Regions from separate parts of the Mus musculus genome. Here region 1 is linked to region 2. Evidence: chromatin contacts called from ENCODE POLR2A ChIA-PET data. All regions are on one chromosome and are shown on one strand. The core of a region is the stretch at or near the end of the contact, and the rest is flanking DNA. Distances in the headings are between cores, read along the strand shown.

What was found. ChIA-PET counts read pairs that join two places held with the same protein, here RNA polymerase II (POLR2A).
Region 1: POLR2A ChIA-PET joins it to region 2 with 13 read pairs in embryonic stem cell. The contact joins the enhancer-like site here to the promoter of Shmt2 in region 2. POLR2A ChIA-PET finds 5 or more read pairs at or near these places in 4 of 5 experiments (Patski and embryonic stem cell).

The regions. Positions count from the first base shown.
Region 1 is chr10:127,562,804-127,565,646 of GRCm38, forward strand. It overlaps Lrp1 (low density lipoprotein receptor-related protein 1), which reads right to left. Exons shown (of 89, transcript NM_008512.2): 42 at 801-990. Among named protein-coding and RNA genes, the nearest start is that of Nxph4, 30 kb to the left of the region's middle. Within about 2 kb of position 1,593, at least 2 of the 3 ENCODE cell types and tissues checked have a DNase peak (open chromatin) inside an H3K27ac peak, as active enhancers do.
Region 2 is chr10:127,521,107-127,524,372 of GRCm38, forward strand. Shmt2 (serine hydroxymethyltransferase 2 (mitochondrial)) reads right to left here and starts at 1,338. Exons shown (of 12, transcript NM_028230.4): 1 at 1,182-1,338; 2 at 1-9. The coding sequence starts at 1,214.

The DNA.
Region 1 (2,843 bases), core at 343-2,842, 42 kb after region 2:
TTTTTGAAGCCACTGGCTCTGGGGCTCTAGAGAGAGAGAGAGAAAGAGAGAGCACTTTCCTGGGCTCAGCCAGGAGGGACTTGGTTGAAACCGAGGATGCCTCTTTTAGAATGGCAGAAAAATATCATGACAGCCCCTCCCCAGAGGCTCTAGGCCCAGGAAGGACAGGCCCCAGGACCAGCCCAGACAGGTGAGGTCACCAAGGCTGTGGCATTGCTTTAGTTTCCTAGTGAGGCTGATAGAAAGCATTCTGATTCCAGCTGAACTGGGGAGGGCAGGTCGCTCAGACGTGAGCCAGGACTGCTATGCAGAGGGTGTGACTCACTAGTAACCTGCACATCAAAATGAAGAAAGACAGGGTAGGCAGGACAGGTAGACCAGACTCCCTGCCTGCTCAGGCTAGCCTTGCCCAAATGGTGGGCAGTCCCGTTGCTGTCCTGTTTGACCTTTTCTTGCTTTTCTCACTTTGGGGCCTTGTGCTCACAACTGCCTTCACAATGCCTCTTGGTCACTGTAATAAGACCTCTGCTCAGCAAGGGGTTTGAACAGGCCCAGCCCATATCCTCAAGGTCAGTGAGCCTTCGCTGAAGCTTTGAGTCCCACGGTACTGTGTGATGAATGCCAGTCACAAAGCCAGAGGCATCTCCCACGGCCCTCAACCTCCCTTCATTTCTGACACTTGTATTAAGCAGCGCCCTGAGAGGTGATGCATCTCACTGAGGCCAGAAATGGTGGGCCCTGCCTGTCCCCTTTCTGTTCCCGTATGACATAGCTCCCACCCCCCAGGCCCAGCAGCTCACTTCTGGCACTCATCCAGCACAAAGGCTCTCGGGTGGTCGTCTCCGGACATGGTGATGACTGTCTCCCTCTCGAAGGCCCCTGGGCGAGTCTGGTCCACGGTGTGGCGGGTGATGGTGGATGTGGTGTAGCTTGTCCAGTACAGTGTGTCCCAGCCACGGTGATAGGCCAGGCCTTCCACAGAGCCCACATCTGTGAAGAGACAGGAACAGCTGTGGGTTGAGAAGGGCCAACCAGCAGAAGCAGAGGGGCAGCCTGGTAGGTGCTAAGGGCATGACTGGCTCCCCTGGAATTGTGGGAACCGGGAGTTCCTCCGAGGGCTCTTTGGTCAGACTTGCCAGGGCCCCAGGGCCCCTCACAGAGCCACGTCACACCACCTGCGTCATGATCCGTGGCACCTTCCTTCCTCTTCTCTTGCCCACCCCCCACTCCCGGCCTATGTGTGGTCACACTCTTCAGAAGTGGAGTTCTGTTTATTCATGTATGGGGGAGATTCCGGCTAACTGAATTCTACTATTCCTCTGGGGCCAGACTGGAAAGCTTCCTGCTTGCAGAGGCCTTGAACTGGAATTTTTTGGGGGGAGGGGGAGCATGGGGTGGTCGAGACAGGGTTTCTCTGTGTGGCCCTGGCTGTCCTGAACTCACTCTGTAGACCAGGCTGGCCTCAAACTTAGAAATACACCTGCCTCTGCCTCCCAAGTGCTGGGATTGAAGGCGTGCGCCATCACGCTGGGCTGAGCTGGAATGTTTTATAAAGCAGATGTAACTAAAAAGACAGAGCTGAACAGTGCTGTGAGCAGCAGCCAGCGGAGGCTCCGGGGCTCCCTGGGGCGTGTCTATGTGACTGCCAGAGGCGGAGCACACTGTAGGACGGACAACAGAGAGCGTGATAGGAGGGGCTGGCTCCCAGTCTCTCCTGATGGAGCTGAGATTGAGAGTATCCAGTTTAGGTGCTGGGGCTGGGCCCAACGTCCTGCACATGCTGAGCACGAGCTCCACCAGCCCTCAGACGCTCCATTTTTAGACACAGACAGGATGTCGTAGAGAAAGTGTGCCAGGAGACAGAAGGACAGAGGGACAGGTCTATTCTTTTCTATGCAGTACCTAGTCAGCACCTGGCTGGTCTGAATGGACCTCCTGGATGAAGAGAGGAACAAAGGAGGAATGGGAATAGACCTTGGGTAACACAGTGCTCACCTACCTAGCATGCACAAAGCTCTGGGTTCAAGTCCTACCACAACATAAAAAAAAAGGGTATGGTAGTGGCGCACACCTATAATCCCAGATGACCCCAGTGCTGTGCAGGCAGGAGGATCAGAAGTTCAAATCAAGGTTATGTGTGGCTACAAAATGTTTCTTAAAAAAGTAAAGGAGTGGGGCTGGAGAGATGGCTCAGAGGTTAAGATAACTGACTGCTATTCTGAAGGTCCTGAGTTCAATTCCCAGCAACTACATGGTGGCTCACAACCATCCGTAATGAGATCTGACACCCTCTTCTGGAGTGTCTGAAGACAGCTACAGTGTACTTATGTATAATAAATAAATAAATCTTAAAAAAAAAAAAAGAAGTAAAGAAGTAAAGAAGAAGGGGGTGGGGATGAGATGGCTCAGCGGTTAAGAGCACTGACTGCTCATCCAGAGGTCCTGAGTTCAATCCCCAGAAATCACATGGTGGCTCATAGCCATCCAGAATGAGACCTGATGCCCTCTTTTGGTGTGTCTGAAGAGAGTGACATTGTACTCATATACATAAAATAAATAAATCTTAAGCCTTCCGCTCCGGGAAGAAGTGGGGCTGGAGAGAGGAGGAGGAGGAGGAGGAAGAGGAAGATGAGGAGGAGGAGAAGAAAAACAAGAGGGAGAAAGGAGGAGGAGGAGAAGAAGAACAAGGAGGAGAAGGAGAAGAAAGAGGAGAAGAAGAAGAGGAGGAGGAAGGAAGGAGGGAGGAGGAGGAAGAAGGAAGGAGGGAGGAGGTGGAGGAGGAGGAGGAGAAGGAGGAAGAGGAGAAGAAAAACAAGAGGGAGAAAGGAGGAGGAGGAGAAGAA
Region 2 (3,266 bases), core at 88-2,587:
CTGCAGAGGCTCAGGGCAGAAAGGCCAGGGTTAATTAAAAATTGTCCAGATCTCTTCTCCCAGCTGCCCTCAGTCATGGGTACAGATCGAGCCCTCTGGCTAAGTACGCAGCCTGGTCCGGCCAGCAGTCAGTGCTCTCTACCCCCACTTTCATCTTGAATAGCAAGTTCTAGAGTCAAAGGTTCAGATCATTATCCAAAGGGCAGTTTTGGTCAACTCTAACACAACGCATCCCTAATCACCCTGAGTGACTCTGCAAAGTCACAGAGCAAAGCTTGTGCCCCAGAAGCCCATGTCCCTCCAATTCAGGTGAGAGACACTGCGATTCCAGAGTCTCCCCACACACAGGAACAAAATGACCATCCTAAGGTCCTGGCTGCTCTTGTGGGGGACAGCGGTTCATCTTCCAGCACCCACAAAACAGCTAACAACCATCTGTAACTCCAGTTCCAAGAGATCTGATGCCCTCCTCTGACCTCTGTGGGTACCCAGGCATGCACGCAGTGCACACACAGTGCAGTTAAAATATTCATAAACATAAGAGGTGGACTTCCTGCAGGGCCTCCGGACATGAATACCTCCATGAGAGAAGATACCAAGCTAACAGGGCTTAACACCAGAGGCTTTTAAAGGGTGGTTTCCAGAGCAACCTTTAAAAAGTAGGAGGATAGACTTTTAAGCAGTTCTTGGAAAGAGTTGTGTACTGGCGGGAGTTGGGGTAGGCTGAAGGTGTTTGCCCAAAATCTTAATTTTATCTCACACTCACAGACACACACACACAGCACCTCGCTACCTCCTTCCTGCCCACACAGCAGCAGGACCCTTGCGTGATGAAAGTACTGAGGCTCGGTTGCATCATCTCCATAGCTCAGAGCTGGCGGGAAAAATTCAACTAGCGCATCGAAGCCGGGAACCCCACTTGTTTGCTAGGATATTGTTAACACAGCGTCTGCGGACCTTTACCTTAAGAGTCGTGTCAACTGGGTGACTACAAGACCCTACCTAGGTCGTCTGATCGCCAGAACTAGGGGCCCAGCCACCGCACATGTGCTGTCTCAGGGATTTCCTGGTTAAGCATCTGTTCCCCGAGGCCCCAGAACACGTGCAGCAAGGAGCCAGGAGAACCCCACTTTGGGTGGGCCTTTCCACTGATCATCCAGTAAACAGAACCCTGTTCTTACCCGAGTGGTCCGAAGCAAAGAGAAGGATACCATCGCTACAGGAGGCACAGGAGGACTAGCCACTAACTCTGTATCGGTGTAGTACCGGGGTCGAAAACCAGCTGCTCTTAGAACGCGTGCGCGAGAAAATTGCCCCCGTGAAGTTCGAGTGAAAGAGGCGTTCCCTGCGCATGCGCAGTACTGGGTTTTTTTAAAAAATTGCCTTCTGGGAATTGTAGTTTTTTACTTTGCTCTTTCCCATCTATACAAGTCCCGGTATGGAGAGCTTTGCCTGAAAAGTTCTTAGACTTAAAGCTCCTCCATGTCCTTTCTTGAAGCTCTTCAGAGTTTCTGTTTTGTTTTTCCTTCCGGTTTTCCAGGCAAGCGCTTTTTGGTTTGTTTGTTTGTTTGTTTATTTTCGTGTGGTTTATGCCTACCAAGCATATCTAGCATATGGTTCTCAGGGAGATTTAAAACATATTTAGAAGATAAATACACACAGTGAAAGCAGATATAGTTTGAAAGGGTAAAAGACTCAAATCCTTGCTTTAGGATTACAACACAAAGTCCTCCGTTTCTTCCAATGTTAAACCATGACATTGTCATTCCAGTACTAGGGAAGTGGAGACAGAGAGATTGAAAGGTCAAGGCTAGTAGCCTCAGCTACATGTGAAGTTAGAGGACAGTGGACCTCAGATGAGCCTGTCACACTTTGCCCACTCCAACACAAAGAGCTTGTAGAAGGGATTAAATGAAACTTCGCATTCGGACGCTGGCTCCGGTGGGTTGTCCTCTTCCCCTGACTCACAGCCTGCCTCCTCTGTGTCTATCCAGCTGTCAGGTGAGAGCAGAGTAGCCATCCCTCCTCTTCTCACACGGTTTGCATTCGTTTCTTATTTACATCTCCCTTACTCCCCAGCAGTCGCCCACTTCTTTTTTTGTTTTTGTTTTTTTTGGGGGGGGGGTTGTTTTGTTTTGTGTTTTGTTTTTTTGTTTTTGTTTTTGTTTTTTGTTTTTGTTTTTTGAGACAGGGTTTCTCTGTGTAGCCCTGGCTATCCTGGAACTCACTCTGTAGACTAGGCTGGCCTCGGACTCAGAAATCTGCTGGCCTCTGCCTCCTGAGTGCTGGGATTAAAGGCGTGCGCCACCACCGCTTGAGGACATCTTCTTAAGGCCTCTGCTCAGAGACACACAACCAAACCTCTTGGGGATTCCAGGAAGCAGTGGTTTTGAGAACCATTGGCCTCTGATAGCCATTTTATACCTTTACTCATTCAGTAGACATTTAGCCATGCCTTAGCCCTGGAGACACAAGGGGCTCACTAATAGTGACCCAGACAACACGAAACACTTCACTTTGTTCTCTTATACCCAGATAAGAGGGAGGGAGGGAGGGAGGGAGGGAGGGAGGGAGGGAGGGAGGGGGGGAAGGGGGGAAGGGAGGGGGGAGGGATGGATGGAGGGAAGGAGGGAGACAGAGACAGAGACATAGCCCTGTGAGTCAGGTTTTGGTGGTGGTTTTTGGGTTCAGTTTTTTTGGGGGGAGGTGGGGTGGAGTTGTTTTTTGGTTTTTGGAGACAGGGTTCCACTGTATATCACTAGCTGTCTTGGAACTCTCTGTGTAGACCAGGCTGGCTCAAACTCACAGAGCTCTGCCTGCCTCTGCCTCCCCAGTGCTGGGACTGAAGGGGTGTGCCACCACTGTGCTCACTGTGAGGTCTTTGTTCTGTTTCCTTTTCAGTGCTAGAGATAGAATCTAGGGGCTTATGTATGTATGCTGAGTGTTTTGTTTGTTTAAAAGACTTATTTACTTCTTTTATGTATAAGAGTACAATCTTGCTGTCTCCAGGCACACTAGAAAAGGGCATCAGATCTCATTACAGATGGTTGTGAGCCACCATGTGGCTGCTGGGAATTGAACTCAGGACCTTTGGAAGAGCAGTCAGTGCTCTTAACCGCTGAGCCATCATATCTCCAGCTGTTTTATTGAGGAGTTGCAAGTGAGGAGACTGAGGCCCAAGTCCACTGATTTCAGCCACTTTAAGCATTTCTACCTGGATCTCACAGAAGGCCTGAATGTCTCTTGATGCTAATGTATTTCTCATG